Linked DNA regions of Homo sapiens: region 2 is linked to region 1. Evidence: chromatin loops called from intact Hi-C (ENCODE). Cell type or tissue: left ventricle myocardium inferior. All regions are shown on one strand. Each heading gives the region's core, and the rest is flanking DNA. Links, peaks and the distances in the headings are about the cores only.

Region 1 (10,861 bases), core at 1,224-9,223:
GAGAATTGCTTGCACCAGGGAGGCAGAGGTTGCAGTGAGCTGAGATTGCGCCACTGCAGTCTGGCCTGGGCGACAGAATGAGACTCCGTCTCAAAAAAAAAAGAAAAGAAAAAAACCACAAATGTAAAACACCAAATATTTATCATTCTTTATTCTATTTCTCCAACCACAGCCTCCCACGTAGCTAGGACTAGAGGCACACACGGGCATGCCCAGCTAACTTTTTTTTAGACTCATCACGTTAATCGTCACAGATCCCAGAGCCAGACTTCCTGGGTTCAGATCCCATCACCGTCACTTGCCAACTCTGTCACCCTGGGACTTCACCTCTCCATGTCTCAGTTTTCTTATAGGTAAAATAGAGATGGTGAAGATTGGTCTTAAACTCCAGGAGATACGAAAGAGATGGTGAAGGCTGGTCTTAAACTCCTGGTCACAAGCGATCCTCCCGCCTCAGCCTCCCAAAGCACTGGTATTACAGGCATGAATCACCGTGCCCAGCCAACTTTTCAGTTTCTAATTCAGGTTTCTGTGTGCGCTCGGTCTGGTATAACGTATACTGAATGGCACAGTTACTAGAAAGGCATATTTCCCAGGATCAGTTCATAAATTGGCATTCAATCTATATAGCAATCCCTGGTAAGGTCATTTAGGGTGAGTCAGTCACTGAGAAATTGATCCCTCTAATGTTCAGAACCTGGGGCAGAACTGGTCATTGGAGGCAGTAAGAAGTCCAGGCTTTGTGGTCAGCTAGAACTAGATTCAGATCCTGGTTCCACTGCACACAAACCATGATGCCTCACCCTCCCCCAGCTTCAGTTTCCTTAGCCATAAAGATAGCAATACTTACCTTGCAGAATGATTGTGAGTATGAAAAGTATAATGTATATAAAGCTCTAGGTGTGCTAAAGAAGGCACTCAAGAAGTGATAATCCCTCCCTTGGGCCTTTGTCTTGTAGCCAGTTGACCTCCCTAGGTGATGTCTCTTCTGTCTTTACGAATGACCAAATCTCCCAATGTATGTGCCTGCTTTATTCTTTTTCTTTCTTCTGCTCATATAATTCTCTGTATGCTTCCATTTATTGACATTGTTCCATAGTTATTTTTAATGACTGCAGTGTGATATAGTATACTGTACTTGGCTCTAGAGAAGAGCCAAGAATCCAATTTGGATTCTTGTTCTGCAATTCTGTCAGCTCTGCAACCTGGAAAAAGTCACTTTACCTCTCTGAACCTCTCTCTGTATCTGTAAAATGAGGGAAGCGGACTATACAATTCCTAAGGCTCCTCCTTTCCTGCCCTTGAGAGACTGCAACAGTCAAAGTCAGGTAGCCTACAGAGAGCTTGGTTTAGTCTGCTCAGCAGTTTTAAAACATTAAGTTTGGGATCCCTGCCATTTACTCAGCAATTTCATTTTAGGAATTTACTAATTAGAAAATAAGCGCACAAGAGCACAAAGATGTATGCACAAAGATGTATGTACAAAGATGTACAAGGATGCCCGTCAGCATTCCTTATAATGTTAAGAATTAGGCTAAAAGCAACTTTAATATTGTGCTTTATAATAAGAAATATATGTATATTTTGGTGTTTGTTCCCAGTTCCTGGCACAGATCTCCTAACACCCTTGAGATTGCCTGATCAATAGGGGTGCTAAGATAATCTTTTGCTCTCGTATTTGATCTTTGACTCTGATTCCTGAGATGGAGCACCTAATCCTTGGAATTTCCTGCAGGATGGGAGCATCTTTTGTTCTATTGAGGCGACTCTTAGTGGGCCCCTGTGTGGGAGCTGGTCACCAGAAAAAACAAACCATGATTAGAAGTTTGAAAGTTTCACCCTCATCCTCCAGAAAGAGGAGAGGGGCTGGAGATTGAGTTAATAATTGATCACGCCTGTATGATGAAGCCTTCATAAAAATCCCTGAACTCTGGCTCGGTTTCCTGGGGGGTGGGCTCAGTCTACACCACCTCCCCTCAGCCAAGCCTACAGTAGAGGGCCCAGGCATCCTCCCGTATGGGAGAGGCGTTTGAGTAAGGAGCCTCACCTGGGGTGTCCTAGCCTCACATTTACTGGCAAAAAAAATGAACATATATATATATTTAATCCCTGAACTACTGGGTTTGAGAGTTCCCAGGTGGCTGAACACATGGAGGTGCCTGGAGGGTGGTGAGCCCTGGGAGGGCAGGATGCTCCCACCCTTCCATATACCTTACCATGTACCTCTCTTCCTTCTGGCTGATCATCTGTCTCCTTTGTAATATCCCTTATACCTAATGAGTAACCATAAGGAATGTTCCCCTGAGTTCTGTGAGCAGCTCGAGCAAGTTAGTTGAACCCAAGGAGGGTCATGGGACCCTTTGATTTATAGCCAGTTGGTTGGAAGTACAGGACACAACCTGGGACTTCTGGCGTCTGAAGTGGGAGCAGTCTTACGGGACTGAACCCTTCACCTGCAGGACCTGATGCTTCCTCTGGGTAGATAGTGTCAGAACTGAGTTGATACCCAATTGGTGTCTGCTGGAGGATTTATGGGGAACCCCCACCCCCACAGCGTGTGGTGTCAGAAGGGAAGCATTGAGTTGGGCATAGTGGCACGTGCCTGGAATCCCAGCTACTCAGGTGGCTGAGGCAGGAAGATCGCTTGAGCCCAGGAGTTTGAGACCAGCCTGGGCAACATAGTGAGACCCCATCTCTTACACAATGAGTGTCAGGGAAAGCATTGTGTTGAGTGTGAGTAGGAAAAACAGGTTGGTTTTTCCTCTCTCACAACTTCAGTGTGCAACAATAAATGAATTAAATAGATTGATGGCCCAGTTTCAGTGAGCTCCTACTATGTGCCAGGCTCTGGTCTGGTGTTGGGGATACATCAGTGGACTACAAAGGGATCCCTATCTTCATGAGGCTTACATTCTAGAAGGGGAGACAGACAATAAACAATTGACAGAAGGAAAGTGGGTGGTACCTTAGAAGATGGTAAACGCTGTGGAAAAAGTTAAAGTGAGCAGGTTGTGTGTGGACCCTGAGTGTGGGGAGTACTGTTTTAAATATGGTGCCAAGGTAGGCCGCATTCAGGACTTGAAGTTGGTAAAGAAGTCAGCTACGCAGAAGTCACGGAGATGCACACTTCAGGCTGAAGGAACAGCCAAGGCCCTGAGGCAGGAGCATCCACTGTCTTCATAGCACAGCAAGGACGCTGGGGACTGGCGCAGGCTGTTGGAGGAGTGGAAGAAGAGGGCATGGGGAACCAGGGGCCAAACACAAAGGGTCTTGTTGGCCTCTGTGAGGATTGTGCATTTTATTCCAGCTGAAATGGGTCTTTGCAGGGTTTGGGCAGAGGAGTGATGTGATCCATTTTTATGTTTTAGGAGGAGCAGCCTGGCTGCTATGTTAAGAACAGACTGTCAGGAGACAGGGAGAAATAGGGGGAGAGCATTTAGGATATTATTGCAGCAACATAGGCAGGAGAGATAATGATGACTCAGAGCAGGGCATATAATGAAAGTGATGAAAAACAGTTGAATTCCAGACATTTTCTAAAGAGAAAACCAACAAGACTTGCCGACAGATTGGATGTGGGGTGCAACAGATAAGAGAAGCCAAAGATGACGCTTACAGTTTTTGCCCTGAGTAACTGGAAGGATGGAGCTGTCATCAACTGAAATGGCAAAGACGTGGGTAGGACAGGTCTGTGGGAGGAGATTAGGGGTTCGTTTTTGGAAATGTTAAGCTTGAGAAGTCTAGTAGACATCCAAAAGAAAATGTACATTTATCGGCCTTTAATATTGAATGTGTCTCCAGTGTTAGCAGAGTAACTGGCCCTCCAAATATATGGTTGGATGAAAGAACAAGAAAAGTTGTTCAAGTATTAAGTGAAATAAGTATGAGATGACCCCATTTTGTTTTATGTATATGCATACACACACACACACACACACACACACACACACACATTTGTAACTCTTCTTACATATTGCCAGATTGCTCTACAGAAAAACTGAACCAATCTAGAATTCCAGCAGTGAAAGAATGCTAGACAGTCTATTAGGAAAGACATCTCCTATGAGGTCGGGATTTCAATTTCACACCAAAAAATTACTTAGCACTTTTTCCAGCTGCCATGGAGACATAAAAAGGCTTCATTTGGATCTTCCATTCTTTTCAGGTGTAGGAATTGGCGTGGTCCATGCTGGGTATGAGAGACGCCTGGCCCATCACCTAGGGGCACACAGCACGCCCTCTATCCTAGGAATCATTAACGGGAAAATCTCCTTCTTCCACAATGCAGTTGTCCGTGAAAATCTGCGACAATTTGTAGAAAGTCTTCTTCCAGGGAACTTGGTGGAGAAAGTAAGTATCTGTCAAGGAAACTATGGCTGAGAAGTAGTTTAAGAGGTACCTAGGACTGTTAATTGCCCAGAACATTTTCTGTAGTCCTCTCAAACCTGAGTTTCATTGTGAGGAAGGCATGACACTTATTAATTAATTAATTACTCAAACTAAATCGTTTAAGTGAAGTCTGTAGGAGACTAATAATTGAAACAGATGAAGTACAGAGACTGAAAGAATTAATTCCTATTAATACCCATCTTGCAGAACTTACACTGTCATAGGAATCTGAGCCTAAAATGACAGTGCCTATTTTCTAAACAAAAAAATTAAATCACATGTTAGAAAGAATTAGGGATTTCTTTCTGGCTCATAAATTTGTTCATGTGAAGATATTTGTCTTTATGCAAATTTAATTATATTTGGTTATATGTTTAACGATCATATCTATGGAAAATGCCAGATTCCATGAAATCAAATATTATTTTTGAAACTTCAGAAACTTACAGTGACAATAATATGAATGAATTTCACAAAGAAAAGGTTGAAATAGAGAAGCCAGATAAAGTTCACATTGGTCTATTATTTCCATATTTAAGCACCTAATATGTTTTTTTCAATATCTTAATTTAGGGATCAAAGTAACTAGGAACGGACTCTCATTTTGCTTTAAATAATTCATTCTCTTAAGAATACAGGGAAAGTGAACATAAAAAATTTTCATCGTATTTCTACATGTGCTATTCCTAGACTGTCCTACTGGGATCATTATCTATAGGAGAAATATTTGTTGGAATTAACTTAAAAGTTTGTCAGAGAATATTGGAGGCTTCTAAAATGGTGATAGATTGTCCTGATAGATCCTCAAACATTTACATAAAATATCTCTTCTGTGCCCGGCATAGATTAACATAGCCGTTTCAAGCAGCTCCCAAGCGGGTGGTTATTTCCAGTATGTTGGAGCCCATCGTAATGAGTTGGGAAAGGCTTCCTGGCAGAAGTGACCCTTGGACCAGGTTGGGTTGCAGGCAGGCAGAAATCTGGAGACATGAAATAGCCCGCTTTGTAAGAAGTTTTCACTGGTGAGCAGCAGAGGAGGGGGATGGAGAGGTTATTAGGAATCTCCCTGTGAGGGCCTCAGAGCACCTTCACGCTCCTTTAAGGAACTTGGGCCTTGGCCCACATGGAGCCGTTGTAGGGGTTTGAGCAGAAGAGTGAAATGATCAAATTTGAGTTTTATATAAATCATTCTAGATGCAGTATGGAAAGATAAACTTTTTTTAACGACTAAGAAAAATTTCTAGCTAGATAATTTATTCATGTTTTTAATTTCTCTCAGGAATATTTTAAGATATCAGTGGAGGAAAGTAACAATTCAGATAACAATAAATGAAATTATATAATGTATAGAGGGGGTGGACCAGCTTATTTTTATTTACGCCGTTTAAAAAGAGCAAGCTGGCCTGGAGTGGTGGCTCATACCTGTAATCCCAGCACTTTAGGAGGCTGAGGTGTGAGCATCGCTTGAGTCCATAAGTTCAAGACCAGCCTGGGCAACATACTGAGACCCAATCTCTACAAAAAATGCAAACATTAGCCAGGCATGGTGCCATGTACCTGTAGCTCCAGCTATTCAGGAGGCTGAGGTGGGAGGATCACTTGATCCTGGGAGGTTTGGGAGGTTGAGGGTGCAATGAGCCATGATCATGCCACTGCACTCTAGCCTGGGCAACAAAGCAAGACCCTGTCTCAGAAAAAAGGGTGAGGGGCAAGCTGGGAGACTGAGGTGTGATAGATAGATGGGAGACTGAGGCATGATAGATAGATGATAGATAGATAGATAGGTAGATAGATAGATATTGAAAGGGGCAGTTGTGTGTTATTTTCTGCTGGCTAGTATATTAAGAAGTATACTCTGTAATTAAGCAAGAACCAACTCTGGAAGCTCAGTTTTTATAATATGGTCAGTAATTGTTTCAGACAGGATTATGATTTCAGTCTGTAAGAGTTCAATGAAAATATGAAATCAATATCACCATTCTTTTAATAGCTTTAGCCAAATGAAGACAAAAAGATTAGTTATCTGCATTTTTATTTTTTGCAATCTTTTACACTTACTTGATTTGTTTATTTTCTCCTGACTGGAGTATAATACAATTGTTAAGAATTAAATATTGAGACTAACATTCTATTTTCAATTTAAGGTTACAAATAAAAATTACGTCAGATTCCTCTCTGGCTGGCAGCAAGAGAATAAGCCTCATGTCCTTCTGTTTGACCAAACGCCCATTGTGCCACTGTTATACAAGGTACTTTCTATGCTAGGATAATGGTTTCTTTTTCTTTTCTTTTCTTTTTTTTTTTTTTTTTTTAGCAGAAAGTAATCTCTGAGTTGGAACTTATAGCCTATTTGTCTTTTTTGTAAGAAACAGTTTCATCCATGAGAAATGTTTGAAGACCAGAAATTTTACATAACCATCATACATTGAGTACTGATTAATGCCAGTTACTGTGTTAGTGCTTTCTATGCACATATCATGTAATCCTCAGAAGAACCCAGTGATGGAGATACTATCCCTGTTTCTTTTTTTTTTTTTTTTGAGACAGAGTCTCGCTCTGTCGCCCAGGCTGGAGTGCAGTGGCGCGATCTCCTCGGCTCACTGCAGCCTCCATCTCCCAGGTTCAAGCGATTCTTCTGCCTCAGCCTCCCAAGTAGCTGGGACTACATGTGCGTGCTACCATGCCCAGCTAACGTTTCTATTTTTAGTAGAGACAGGGTTTCACCATGTTGGCCAGGCTGCTCTCGAACTCCTGACCTTGTGACCCACCTGCCTCAGCCTCCCAAATTGCTGGGATTACAGGCATGAGCCACTGTGATGGGCTTTTTTTTTTTTTTCGGAGACCAAGTCTCACTCTGTTGCCCATGCTGGAGTGCAGTGGTGTGATCTAGACTCACTGCAACCTCCGCCTACCGGGTTCAAGCAATTCTTTCACCTCTGCCTCCAGAGTAGCTGGGACTGCAGGCACACACCACCACGCTCGGCTAATTTTTGTGTTTTAGTGGAGATGGGGTTTCACCATGTTGGCCAGGCTGGTCTTGCACTCCTGACCTCAAGTGATCCGCCCACCTCGGCCTCCCAAAGTGCTGGGATTAAAGGCATGAGCCACCACGCCTGGCCACTATCCCTGTTTGCATAGAGCAAGATACTGAGGCTTAGAGCAGTCATATAACCCACCCAAGTTCTCACTACAGCATGGTGAGCGCGATTCCCACTGACTTCAGACCTGCCCTGTGAATGATTCCCCCACTACACTCCCAGCCTACCTACACTCCCCACTACCTCTCATGTCACTGTGACATGAGACGGAGAGGAAGGTGTTATCAGTGGCATGGTCACTGCCATCTTACCTAATTACGGTACAGGTAATCCCCAAACTCATGCCTCCTGACCAGTACAGATTTCAAGAAGATCGTTATTTTGCTTTAGCTATGAAAAAGAAGAGAGTTGTTTGTATTTACTTTGTTGGTACAGTTTTTGCACATGGAACACCATAGAATGGAAGTATACAAGGATACGGAAGACCTAGTGGAGCTGTGTAAGCTGGCATGTACCTCTCTGCTCAGTGATGTGAAAAAGCCCTACTTGATTTGTCATTTACATCTTTGCTGTAGTTTTATTTTCTTCCTCTCTATTATGCCCTAACAGTTGACTGCCTTTGCATACAAAGATTATTTATCATTTGGATATGTATATGTGGGTTTGAGAGGGACGGAAGAGATGACAAGGCGGTACAACATCAATATCTACGCCCCTACCCTCTTGGTCTTTAAAGAACATATAAACAGGCCTGCCGATGTTATCCAGGTACGTGAGGGTCACCTTGGTTAAGATTTTCTTCACATTTTATCCCAAGATTTTATGTAAATAAACAGCAAAATTGAACAAAGTGGCTGAAGGAAAGGATCTTCCTTCAGATGCACAAAATTTTTTAATGAATTTTTTTATCTAACTTGGTACCGTTTGCTTTAAAATTTTTAATTTAAAACGTTTAAAAATTTTAGCACCTTTAAAGGGCTCCTGTTGGAAAACCAACAATCTTTTTCCAAAATGAATTTAAAAGTTAAATGTAAAACAGTAATAAAAAGGAATAAGAAGAAGCCACAAACTAACTGAGAGAATGTACAGATGAATATTTATCTGATCTTAAGGTAGGAAAGGGTTAAAAAGCATTGGGGAAAAATCTTGGAAAATCTTGATAACTTGACTCTAAATTTTATGTTTTTATGTAAATACTTTAAAATGTAAAGTTAAAAAACTGGGGGAATATTTATAACAAATATTAAAATGTTGATATTTTTAATTTCTAAAGAGCTTTTAATCAAGAAAATCATAAAATTCTGAGAAGACTAATAACCATTTTTAAAAATTAAATCTCACAAGTAATCAGAGAACATTAACCTTTTTTCACCCATCCAACTGTCAAAGATTTTCTAAGTTAAAATAGTACTGTTGAGGGTATAGAGAAACAAGTACTATCTTGCTAGAGGCAGTCCACTCTAATGGCAGCTCAGGTGTCCTGTGAACACAGAAGGGTACCTGAAACCATGGAAACCAGATGGGAAAGTGGACCGTAAAGAAAGAAGAGCAGGTTTAGAAAGATAAGAACTTTGGCTGTGGACATACTGAATTAGAGCTGCCTGTAGGAAATAGAAGGGGAGAAGTCCTTTCTACAGTTGGGTATAGGAATCGAGATCTTAAGAAAAGCATACAGGCTGGGGATAGAAACTGGTGTATCATCAGTAAATGGTTAGTGGTTGAAGTCCTGAGTAGGGTAAGATCTTCCCGGCATAATACCGTAGTCTCCCCTGATCCACCCCACTTACCCCTTTTTCAGTTTCTGAGGTTTCAGTTACCCACAGTCAACCAGGTCCAAAACATAGGTGACTACAGTGCAAGAAGATATTTTGAAGCCGGGCGTGGTGGCTCACGCCTGTAATCCCAGCACTTTGGGAGGCCGAGGCGGGCAGATCACGAGGTCAGGAGATTGAGACCATCCTGGCCAACGTGGTGAAACCCCGTCTCTACTAAAAATACAAAAAATTAGCCGGGCGTGGTGGTGGGCCCCTGTAGTCCCAGCTACTCGGGAGGCTGGGGCAGGAGAATGGCGTGAACCCAGGAGGCGGAGCTTGCAGTGAGCTGAGATCACGCCGCCCACTGCACTCCAGCCTGGGCGACAGAGCAAGACTCCGTCTCAAAAAAAAAAAAAAAAAAAAAGATGTTTTGAGCGAGGGGGACCATGTTCACATCACTTTATTACAGTATATTGTTAGAATTGTTCTATTTAAATATTGTTGTTGTTAATCTCTTGCTGTGCCTAATTGATAAACTTTATCATAGGTATGTGTATAGGAAAAAAACATAGTTTGTATAGAGTTCAGTACTATGTGGTTTCAGGCACCTACTGGGGGTCTTGGAACGTATCCTCTGCAGTTAGGGGATGACTGCTGTATGTAAAGTAAGGCCAAGGAGGCCAAGGACAAAACTCAGAACAGCCACCGGCACACAAGACAAGGGGGTGCCTGATGGAGACGAGAAGGTGCTGCAAGTCAGGAAGAAAACAAATACCAGTGTCCGAATAGAAAAGAGAAGATAATCTCAATCCAGGGTAAATGGATGAGGATTTCCTAAATTGGTCTTTCGGAACAGTTTATAGTTCTGAGAATTATATTTATTTATCCCACTGGGGAAAATTGTAAATCAAATACATTTACAAAATTATTGGTAGAATGGCTGCTTTACCAGCTTGCTCTTTGTGGATATCAAGTGTATGCTTAACAAACTCAGTTTTCACAACAGCAGGTGGCTTAATGATCACTAGTAGCACCAGTGGTTTCCTGTTGCTCTAGGTAATTTGTTGTCATTGCTATATGGTATTTATGGCCATTATAATTTATTGAATCATTCTTCCGTTGGTGGACATTGGGGGCTTTGAGGAATAGTGTTGCAATGAATATCATAACCTAAGTACAGAGTTCTCTAGGACAGCAGTTTTCAGAATGTGGTTGATAGACTCCTGGGGATTCTCAAAGATCCTTCAAGAGAAAGTCTGTGAGATCATATCAAGACACGATTTGCCTTTTTCACTGTGTTGACATTTACACTGATAGTACCAAAGCAGTAGTGGGTGAAGCTGCCAGTGCCAGTGCATGAATCCAGGCAGGGCACCAGGCCACCTACCATCATTGTGTGCTTCACCCCCAATCACTCGCAGCAAAAACAAACCACTAGATTCACTTCATGTATTTTGTTTTCTTTTGTTTTTGGAGACAGAATCTCACTCTGTCGCCCAGGCTGGAGTGCAATGGCATGATCTCGGCTCACTGCAACCTCCGCCTCCCGGGTTCAGGCAATTCTTCTGCCTCAGCCTCCCGAGTTGCTGGGATTACAGGCACCTGCCACCATGCCCGGCTAATTTTTGTATTTTTAGTAGAGATGGGGTTTCACCATGTTGGCCAGGCTGTTCTTGAATT
Region 2 (10,861 bases), core at 1,210-9,209, 58 kb after region 1:
TTTTTGTATTTTTAGTAGAGAAGGGGTTTTGCCATGTTGGCCAGGCTGGTCTCGAACTCCTGGCCTCAAGTGATCTGCCCACCTCAGCATCCAAAAGTGCTGGGAAAAAAGTGTGGGGATTACAGGCACCTGGCCTCAAGGTTGTACTTTAATTCATATGAGACTTTGGAAAAAGTACAGGTTTCTCCTGTACAAATTGTTGGCAATGTGTCCTTTTTTCACCTTAAAATGCCTGGAAATCTTTCAGATAAGCTTTTTAAAAAAGCTTTTTTTTAGGTGTAATTTACATACCACAAAATTCACCCATTTTTAAGTGTACAAGTTAATGATTTTTCGTCCCCTTGTGCAACCATCACAACTCAGTTTTAGAACATTTCTATCACCCCCAAAAGTTCCTTCATGCCTATCAAAGCTTTTTAAAGGGTGCGTTTTTGTGGATAATTACAATCATGAGTAACAAGTCCCAGAAATGTCCATTTTGCCTGGCTTCCTTTTGCTGCCGGCAGGCAAAAAGAAAATTGCAAAAGCCCATCAACAAATGTTGGAAGAAAACACCATAAGCTGATCAACAGCTGTCTGCTAAAAATAGTTTATTCATGCTCTCCAGCTTTTAGTGAATGTCAGCCAAGTGCCAGGCATTGGTTAAGTCTGTTAGGGATATCAAGACAGGATAATAGCTTCCCCTGGAAGTAATTGGATATGAGTTCAATAGTATACAACCTCACTTAAAACAGTTTCCATATTCAATGGTTTGGGGTGGTAAAAGTGTGCCAGGTGGGTGTGATATTTGGACTTCCACTTCCAGAACTGAAGATAAACAGGGGCTAGATTTACTTTCCCACATAAACAACCAAAATACGGATCCCCAAAATGTAACAAATGGTCTTTAAGACACCGGATATCACGCAACAAAGGACAGAAATCCCTGAAAAAAGTACAAATGGCTGGGCGCGGTGGCTCACGCCGGTAATCCCAGCACTTTCGGAGCCCGAGGCGGGCGGATCACGAGGACAGGAGTCCGAGACCAGTCTGGCCAATATGGTGAAACCCCGTCTCTACTAAAAATACAAAAATTAGCCGGGTGTGGTGGTACACGCCTGTAGTCCCAGCTACTCGGGAGGCTGAGGCAGAAGAATCGCTTGAACCCTGGAGGTGGAGGTGGCAGTGAGCTGAGATCGCGCCACTGCACTCCAGCCTGGGCAACAGTGCCAGACTCCGTCTCAAAAAAAAAAAAGTACAAGTGAAGTGAGCCCTATTATTGCTCCAGCTTACTGCCTTGAGGGTTTCCAGGCTCTACTGCAAGAAGAGCAAAGTGAGGAAGGGCCTGGTGGAATCCCGGAGCTGAGGAGACAGAGCTGAGTCCAGGGAGACCAAGGTAGCCAGATGGAAAGGACAGAGTACCAGAGAAAGAGAGTTGTTCAGACAGAACCCCAGAGATCTGTAAAAGGTCCCCGCCTCTAGCATTCAGCAGAGTACTGTTCAGGATACATATGTAAGAAAACTACACAAGGCTGGGGAAAGAACCACGTAAAAGGATTACTACAGCGATTCCTAACCTTTTTGGAGTTTCGGGATGAAACTCTTCCACCTCAGTTCATCAGACGTTCGTTAGATTCTCATAAGGAGTGGGCAACCTAGATCCCTCACGTGCACAGTTCACAATAGGGTTTGTGCTGCTATGAGAATGGAATACTGCTGCTGATCTGACTGGAGACAGAACTCAGGCAGTAATGCTCGCTCGCCTGCCACTCACCTCCTGCTATGCGGCCCGGCTCTTAACAGACCACCAACTGGTACTAGTCCGCGGCCTGGAGACTGGGACCCCTGGATTAGAAGGAATAGTGCCTACTCCTATGATCCAGATTGGAAAAACTCGTAATGTGTGGGGCATTGGAAAGAGTACTTATGAAGGTCTTGCCTCAGGGGAATAATTAGCCCTAGAGTTGGCATTGCTCTGGTCCTGCCTAACAAATCTTTTTTTTTTTTTTTTTTTTTTGAGACACAGTCTCACTCTGTTGTCCAGGCTGGAGTGCAGTGGCATGATGTCCGCTCACTGCAACCTCCACCTCCGGGATTCAAGTGATTCTCCTGCCTCAGCCTCCCGAGTAGCTGGGATTACAGGCATGTGCCTCCACGCCCAGCTCATTTTGTAATTTTAGTAGAGATGGGGTTTCTCCATGTTGGTCAGGCTGGTCTTGAACTTCCGACCTCAGGTGATTCGCCTGCCTTGGCCTCCCAAAGTGCTGGGATTACCGGCGTGAGCCACAACGCCCAGCAGTTAAAGACTTTCTAACAACAAAAAGCTTAATACTTTTTTTTTTTCTTTTGAGATGGAGTCTCTCTGTCGCCCAGGCTGGAGTTCAGTGGCGCAATCTCGGCTCACTGCAACATCTGCCGCCCAGGTTCATGCGATTCTCCTGCCTCAGCCTCCCGAGTAGCTAGGATTACAGGTGCCTGCCACTGTGCCCAGCTAATTTTTGTCGTTTTTATTAGAGATGGGGTTTCACCATCTTGGCCAGGCTGTTCTTGAACTCCTGACCTCGTGATCCACCTGCCTTGACCAGCCAAAGTGCTGGGATTACAGGCGTGAGCTACCGTGTCGCTGGATACTTTTTTTTTTTTCGAGATGGAGTTTTGCTCTTGTGGCCCAAGCTGGAGTGCAGTGGTGCCATCTTGGCTCACTGCAAACCCCGCCTCGTGGGTTCAAGCAATTCTCCTGCCTCAGCCTCCCGAGAAGTTGGGATTACAGGCGCCCACCACCATGCCTGGCTAATTTTTGTATTTTTAGTAGAGATGGGGTTTCACCATGTTGGCCAGGCTGGTCTCAAACTGCTGACCTCAGGTGATCCCCCCGCCTCGGCCTCCCAAGTGCTGGGATTACAGGCTCGAGCTACCACACCCAGCCAGCTTGATATTTTTAAGCCCATTATTTCCAATATTGTGAATTCTCAGATTTTCAAGTAATAAAATAAGCAAAATGAATCCTTAATAAAAATTCTATCTTGGCAACGCTATTTGTCATTTCCATCCTATGACTTTCTCTTCATATGTAACTGAAATTTCATAAATATTAAGAAATTGTTGTTTGGGCATAAGAATCAGATATGGAAAGGAGGCAATTGTGCTATTAACCGTGTCACTTAGGGCTACTGCTATTTGAGGCGTGCATCACACCAGCAGAATCATATACACCTGGGAGCTTGTCAGAACTGCAGAAATTCTCAGGACCTGCTCCAGACCTAATGAATCAGAATATACAGTTTAACAAGGTTCCTGGCCGGGCGCGGTGGCTCACGCCTGTAATCCCAGCACTATGGGAGGCCGAGGGGGGTGGATCACGAGGTCAGGAGTTCAAGACCAGCCTGGCCAAGGTGGTGAAACCCCGTCTCTACTAAAAATACAAAAATTAGCCGGGCGTGGTGGTGTGCGCCTGAAATCCCAGCTACTCAGGAGGCTGAGGCAGGAGAATTGCTTGAACCCGGGGGGCAGAGGTTGCAGTGAGCCAAGATCGCACCACTGCACTCCAGCGTGGGTGACAGAGTGAGACTCCGTCTTAAAAAAACAAAAGATTGCTAAGTGGTTACTACACACATTTGAGAAGCACTGGCCCTCTCCATGCAATACATTGAGCAAATACAGTCACATGTCACATGATCTTTAGTCAACAACAGACTGCATATAAGACAGTGGTTCCATCAGATTACAATATTGTATTTTTATTGTACCATTTTTAGTGTACCCTTTCTATGTTTAGATACAAAAATACCAACCATTGTGTTACAATTGCCTACAGTATACAGTACAGTAACATGCTGTAGAGATTTGTAGCGTAGGAGCAGTAGGCTGTATCATATAGCCTAGGTGTGCAGTAGGCTATACTATCTAGGTTTGCGTAAGTACACTCTATGGGCAGGACTCAGTGGCTCATGCCTGTAATTCCAACACTTTAGAAGGTCAAGGCAGGAAGACTGCTTGAGCCCAGAAGTTGGAGACCAGACTGGGCAACAGAGGGAGAAACCCTGTCTATACAAAAAAAATTAAAATTAGCCGGCTGTGGTCTAGACATGGTAGCTCAGGCCTGTAATCCCAGCACTTTGGGGGGCTGAGGCAGGTGGATTGCTTGAGACCAGGAGTTCGAGACCAGCCTGAGAAACATAGCAAGACCCTTTCTCTATAAAAAGAAAATTAAAATATACAAAAATATATAATTTAATTTTAAAAAATTAGTCTGGCATGGTGATGCAGGCCTGCAGTCCCAGCTACTCAGGAGGCTGAGGCAGAAGTATCACAGCAGATCGAGGTTGCAGCGAGCTGTCATGGCACCACTGCACTGCAGCCTGAGCGACACAGCAAGACCCTGTCTCAAAAACAAAACAAACAAACAAAAAAACTCTATGATATTCCAATGATAGATTCACCTAAGATGCATTTCTCATATCTCTGTTAAACAATGCATGACTATAATTTCTCCGGTCATGTTTCCTTATGTCTGAAAACAAAGGGCACTGAAACCTGTTTGTTCACTTTAGTTCACAGGCTGATTAGAAAAGTAAGTAAAATCCAATCCAAATATAAATTAAATACACGTGAAATACCAAACCCTCTAGTAAACAGCGAGCTACATACAAGTCCCAGACACTCCACGACCGTTTCTAGATTGAAAATCCTAGGCCAGGCGCAGTGGCTCACACCTGTAATTCCAGCACTTTGGGAGGCCGAGGTGGGTGGATCACGAGGTCAGGAGTTCAAGACTAGCCTGGCCAAGATGGTGAAACCCCGTCTCTACTAAAAAAAAAAAAAAAAAAAAAAAAAAAAAAAAAAAATTAGCTAGGCGTGGTGGTGGGCGCCTGTAATCCCAGCTACTGGGAGACTGAGGCAGAGAACCCGGGAGGCAGAGGTTGCAGTGAGCCGAGACCGCGCCACTGCACTCCAACCTGGGCGACAGAGCGAGACTCCATTTCAAAAAAAAAAAAAAAAGAATATTTAAGTCTTTTCACTTCTGGGAATACACACACACACACACATATATATTTAATCGAAACACGTTACCTTTCACTCAACAACTATTCAAGACAGAAACCATTTCGGGTAAGCAGACTCCTACAGGGTCCCTACTGCACATTTCTCATCGGTGGTCAAAGCAACAAAACGTGAACTAAGCCACAGGGTAGCTGCAGGAAGCTCTATGCCTGGGACCACTACAGGCAGGCACTAGTTTCCCTGTCCACCACTGCCCGAAATGGAGTCGGGCCCGGTTCTCCTGAGCTGAGCAGGCCAAAGCAGGGAGTCCGTGAGTGGACCGGGCATAGCCAGAGCGACGCCGCAGCACCCCAGCCGCAGGGTCAGCCCCAAAAGCAGCAGGGCCCGCTTGATCGCGGATGCCGGGACGCCCTCGTGCAAGCCTCGAAGGGGGGCTGCCACCCCGAACATTCGCCAGAACGAAAGCGGCAGCCAGGAGAAGCCCTCGCAGGTGCTGTAGGGATCCAAGCGCTTGAGCTGAGTCCGAAACTCGCACAGCAACCTCGGGAGGATAAACTCCAGCAACCAGAATCGGGTTGGCGTCGCCTAGCAACCAGGAGCCAAATGCGCGGACGCCAGGCATTGGCCTGCACGTGTCACGTGAGCCAGCGCCGCTGCCCAGTGGGAGATTACGCCGCAGGCACGTGATGCGGCGCAACCGCCCTTTGGCAGAGCTTTTCGCGAAGGCAGTTGTGGCTCTGAGCGCATAGGCGAGGCATTCCTGGGGTTTGCGCCGTATCCTTTTACAAAGTCCTGGCTTTGGCTGGTGCGACCAAAGAAAGGAAACCGGCGCTTGAGACTTGTCTGGGCTGGCTATGGTGAAGCAGTGAAACGGTGCAGAATTGTGTCAATGAGGCTAGTTCAGTTGTGCAAGAGCATTTCCTCAAAGTAAGACAGAAGCTTTTAGTTACGTCAACACCTGCTAATGTTAGGCTGGCCAGAAATTTCCTGACAAATAATGGGTGAAGGTCGGGCGTGTGGTCGCTCATGCCTGTAATCTCAGCGCTTTGGGATCACTTGAGGTCAGGAGTTCGAGACCAGCTTGGCCAACTAGGCGAAACCCCATCTCTACTGAAAGTACAAAAATTAGCCGTGTGTGGTGGCGCGCATCTGTAATCCCAGCTACTCTGGAGGCTGAGGCAGGACAATCGCTTGAACCCAGGAGGCAGAGGTTGCAGTGAGCTGAGATCACGCCACTTAAAAGAAACGAAACTTTGCTGGTGACCATGTGGTGATGAAACTGAGCGTTTTGGAGCGCAGCAAGGTGACTCCCCATGTAATTAGTATAGACAGAGAGTTTGTGCTCTAAAGGTTAGAAATAAATGTTTTCGGCCTGGTGGCTCATGCCTGTAATCCCAGGACTTTGAAAGGCTGAGCCAGGCGGATCACCTGAGGTCAGGGTTCGAGACCAGCCTGGCCAACATGGTGAAACCCGTCTCTATTAAAGATACAAAAATTAGCCAGGCGGAAGAAGTCACTTAGCTCTTCGCTGGTTGTCACACGTCCGGAGGCCGAGCCGTCGCGTACCTAGGATACCTGGAAGCCGAAGCCACACCTCCCGCATGGCCCCTCCGGCCAGCCGGGCCCCTCAGATGAGAGCTGCACCCAGGCCAGCACCAGTCGCTCAGCCACCAGCAGCGGCACCGCCATCTACAGTTGGCTCTTCTGCTGCTGCGCCCCGGCAGCCAGGTCTGATGGCCCAGATGGCAACCACTGCAGCTGGCGTGGCTGTGGGCTCTGCTGTGGGGCACATACTGGGTCATGCCATTACTGGGGGCTTCAGTGGAGGAAGTAATGCTGAGCCTGCGAGGCCTGACATCACTTACCAGGAGCCTCAGGGAACCCAGCCGGCACAGCAGCAGCAGCCTTGCTTCTGTGAGATCAAACAGTTTCTGGAGTGTGCCGAGAACCAGGGTGACATCAAGCTCTGTGAGGGTTTCAATGAGGTGCTGAAACAGTGCCGACTTGCAAACGGATTGGCCTAATCAAGAAGTTCAACCTGGAGAGATGGAAAATCAGCTCTCATACTAATTAATTTAGTATAAAAATAGAATTGGTAGTGAGGGTATAAAGTGTAAGCATCAGTTAAACTTCTCCTGTCATTCCTAGCTTCCTTGCTTCAGAATTGAAATGGAAGGGAGGGTGTTCCTACTCTGTAGAATCTGGGACTGGGCAAATGTTTGTGTGGCCTCCTTAAACTAGCTGTTATGATTTTATTCTTTGTGAGTTAATTAGAATAAAGTCATTTTCTTCCAAAAAAGAAAAAAAAAATAGCCAGGCATGGTGGTGCACGCCTTTAATCCCAGCTACTAGGGAGTCCGAGGCAGGAGAATCGCTTGAACCTGGGAGGCAGAGGTTGCAGTGAGCCGAGGTGTGCCACTGCACTCCAGCCTGGGCAACAGGATGAGACTCCGTCTCAAAAAAAAAAATAATAAATATTTTCACTCCACAACTGTCTTCCAATTTGGAGAGTCTGCCGTTTACTAGCTATGTGAACTCGGGTACATTAATTAAAATCCCCATGCCTCAGTTTCTTTATCCATGAAATGGGAATGATTACTCACAGTTCCTGTCTCTGAGGACTTCTAGAAGGATGAAATGAGGTCTTACATGTAGCAATATAAACTGGTGGTGAGGACTGAGCTTGAGTCAGATTACCTGCTTTGAATCCTTGTGCCGTCATGTACTGCTTGTGTATCCTTAGACAAGAGACTGTCCCTCCTCTATCCTTCAGTTTCATCTGTAAAATGAAGATAATACCTCCTAGGATTTCTGTGAGAATTAAGTGACTCAATACACATAAAGTGCTTAGAAGAGTGTCCGGCACAAAGTCAATATTTGGAAATGTTAGCAATCATTTGGAAGGTGCTTGACGCACAGCGTTGATCGATAAATGGGACCTATTCTTCTTGGTAGCACTGCTGGTCTAGAGCAGGATTCTGGTTTCTGAGCTCTCCCTGCTCTCAACCTCCACTCCACCCCATCCTGACTTAAAATTAAGGACTGGAAATATCTCTAGCCATTTATGGTCACAGGTAATGGAGGTTCAAAGTGTGTCTCATAGAGTGATGAGAAAAGTAGGAGTCTACACTCTGAGCCAGATCCCAAGACGCTATTGAGCAGAGTCCAAAAGGGGTGAGGCCCAAGAGGAAAGCAGCTGAGGGGCAGAGCTGTGGGAACTCTGCTACAGAAGTGATTCTCTTAAGAGAGGCAGGGGGTGGTGGGGAGAGTTCAGTGAGCAGAACTGTGAGCAGGCGGGTCTGCCACAAAAGCTTGTTGGATCTAGGTGGGAGGGTGTTGTAAAATATCCTAAATCCAACCCTAACCCATTCCAAGGAGTTGAATCTTGGATCTGAATCCTAGTACAACACAGAGTACTTCTTGGATACTGGGATTTATTGATCGTGTATCATTTCTTGGGTTTACTTTCCCTCAACTCAGAAGTCATTCCTCCCTCTCCCTCATTCTCCAGGTCCAACCCATTGGCAAGTCCTGTTGACTTTTCAAAGTATCTCTCTAATTCACCTGCTTCTCTCTCTTTTGTCACCACCTTTCTAGCCCCATTAACATTTTTGTGTTTCTCCTTTTGCCCGGTACAACCCATTCTCAACAGCCAGTGTGAACTTTTCAAAACTAATTTTTAACAACTTTATTGAGATTAAATCACATATCACAAAATCACCCATTTAAAATGTACAATTCAGCCGGGCGCAGTGGCTCACGCCTGTAAACCCAGCACTCTGGGAGGCCAAGGTGGGTGGATCACCTGGGGTTGGGAGTTCAAGACCAGCCGAACCAACATGGAGAAACCCTCTCTCTACTAAAAAATACAAAAGAAGCCGGGCATGGTGGCACATGCCTGTAATCCCAGCTACTAGGGAGGCTGAGGCAAGAGAATCACTTGAACCCAGGAGGCGGAGGTTGCAGTGAGCCGAGATCGCGCCACTGCACTCTAGCCTGGGCAACAGAGCAAGACTCTGTCTCAAAAAATAAATAAAATGTACAATTCAGTGGTTTTTGGTATATTCACAGGTGTGTATAACAAACACCACAAATCAATTTTAGAACATTTTCATTACTCCAAAAAGATATTCTATACCCATTAGCAGTCACTTCCCATATACTGCCATCCCCCGATTCTCCACAAGCCCTAGGCAACCACTAATAAACTTTGTCTGCCAGGTGCGGTGGCTCACACCTGTAATCCCAGCACTTTGGGAGGCTGAAGCAGGTGGATCATCTGAGGTCAGGAGTTTGAGACCAACCTGGCCAACATGGTGAAACCCCTTCTCTACTAAAAATACAAAAAATTAGTCAGGCGCAGTGGTGGGCACCAGTAGTCCCAGCTAATCGGGAGGCTGAGGCAGGAGAATGGCGTGAACCCGGGAGGCGGAGCTTGCAGTGAGCCGAGATCACGCCACTGCACTCCAGCCTGGGCAACAGAGCAAGACTCCATCGCAAAAAAAAAAAAAAAAAAAAAAAAAATTACCTGGGCGTGGTGGCAGGTTTTATTTTTTTTCCTCAAAAATAAATAAATAAATAAAATAAACTTTGTCTCTTATGGACTGCCTTTTCTGGATATTTCATATAATTGGACTCATACAGTATATATCTCTTGTTACTGGCTCCTTTAACTTAGCATAACATTTTCATGGTTAATCTATGTGATAGTATATATCAATACTTTTATTTTAATTTTTTTAAAGGGGCTTTCCAGTGAAGACCAGAAAACCTGCTAAACAAATTCTTTTTTTTTTTTTTTTTTTTTTTTTGAGATGGAGTCTCACTCTGTCACCCAGGCTGAAGTGCAGTGGCACGATCTTGGCTCACTGCAACCTCTGCCCACCGAGTTCAAATGATTCTCCTGCCTCAGCCTCCTGAGTAGTTGGGATTACAGGCACCTGCCACTGCACCCGGCTAATTTTTTGTATTTTTAGTGGAGATGGGGTTTCACCATCTTGGCCAGGGTGGTCTTGAACTCCTGACCTCGTGATCAACCCGCCTCGGCCTCCCAAAGTGCTGGGATTACAGGCGTGAGCCACCGCGCCTGGCCCTGCTAGACAAATTCTAAAAGAACTGTAGCACTAATACTTCTTTTTCGGTTGCCAAATAATATTCTTTTATATGGATATACCACATTTTATTTATCCATTCATCAGTTGATGGATACTTGTTTCTACTTTTGGCTATTACGACTAATGCTGCTATGAACATTTATGTACAAGTTTTTGCGTGGATATATATTTTTATTTTCTTGGGTATATTTTGGGGGGTAGAATTTCTGGATCATTTGGTAACTCTTTGTCTAAGTTTGTTTGCTTGTTTATCTGTTTTTTAAGACAGGGTCTTGCTCTGTTTCCCAGGCTGGAGTGCAGTGGTGCAAGCTCGGCTCACTGCAAACTCCACCTCCCAGGTTCAAGCAATTCTCCTGCTTCAGCCTCCCAAGTAGCTGGGACTACAGGCGTGTGCCACAACACCCAGCTAATTTTTGTATTTTTAGTAGAAACAGGGTTTCACCGTGTTTGCCAGGATGGTCTTGAACTCCTGACCTCAAGTGATCCACCTGCCTCAGCCTCCCAAAGTGCTGATATTACAGGCGTGAGCCACTGCACCTGGCCCCCCCACCTTTTTTTTTTTTTTTTTTAAGAAATGGGGTCCCATAATGTTAACCAGGCTGGTTCCAACTCCTGGGCTCAAGTGATCCTCCCACCTCAGTCTCACAGTGCTGGGATTATAGGCATGTGCCACTGTGCCTATCCTGTATGTCTAACTTTTTGAGGAACTGTCAAACTTTTTTCCAAAGTGGCTGCACCATTTTACATTCCCGCCAGCAGTCTATTAG

What was found. Peaks named below come from ENCODE experiments on the same cell type or tissue, not always from the same donor. Only the 100,000 strongest peaks of a DNase experiment are listed, where the experiment ranks them.
Region 2: it touches region 1 in a loop (7-fold over the local background); 3 of 110 quality-filtered maps call a loop at or near these places.

What each region holds. Positions count from the first base shown.
Region 1 is chr1:15,540,234-15,551,094 of GRCh38, forward strand. It overlaps DNAJC16 (DnaJ heat shock protein family (Hsp40) member C16), which reads left to right. Exons shown (of 15, transcript NM_015291.4): 5 at 4,166-4,350; 6 at 6,534-6,638; 7 at 8,037-8,195. It also overlaps SCARNA21B. Among named protein-coding and RNA genes, the nearest start is that of DNAJC16, 19 kb to the left of the region's middle. In left ventricle myocardium inferior, for the core only: no CTCF peak of the experiment used is centred there; no DNase peak of the experiment used is centred there.
Region 2 is chr1:15,598,040-15,608,900 of GRCh38, forward strand. LOC124903854 (a long non-coding RNA gene) reads right to left here and starts at 5,504. Exons shown (of 3, transcript XR_007065483.1): 1 at 5,050-5,504. It also overlaps the pseudogene CHCHD2P6, the pseudogene LOC124904764 and the pseudogene RNU7-179P. In left ventricle myocardium inferior, for the core only: no CTCF peak of the experiment used is centred there; a DNase peak (open chromatin) is centred at 5,582; H3K4me3 peaks cover 1,843 bases; H3K27ac peaks cover 1,591 bases.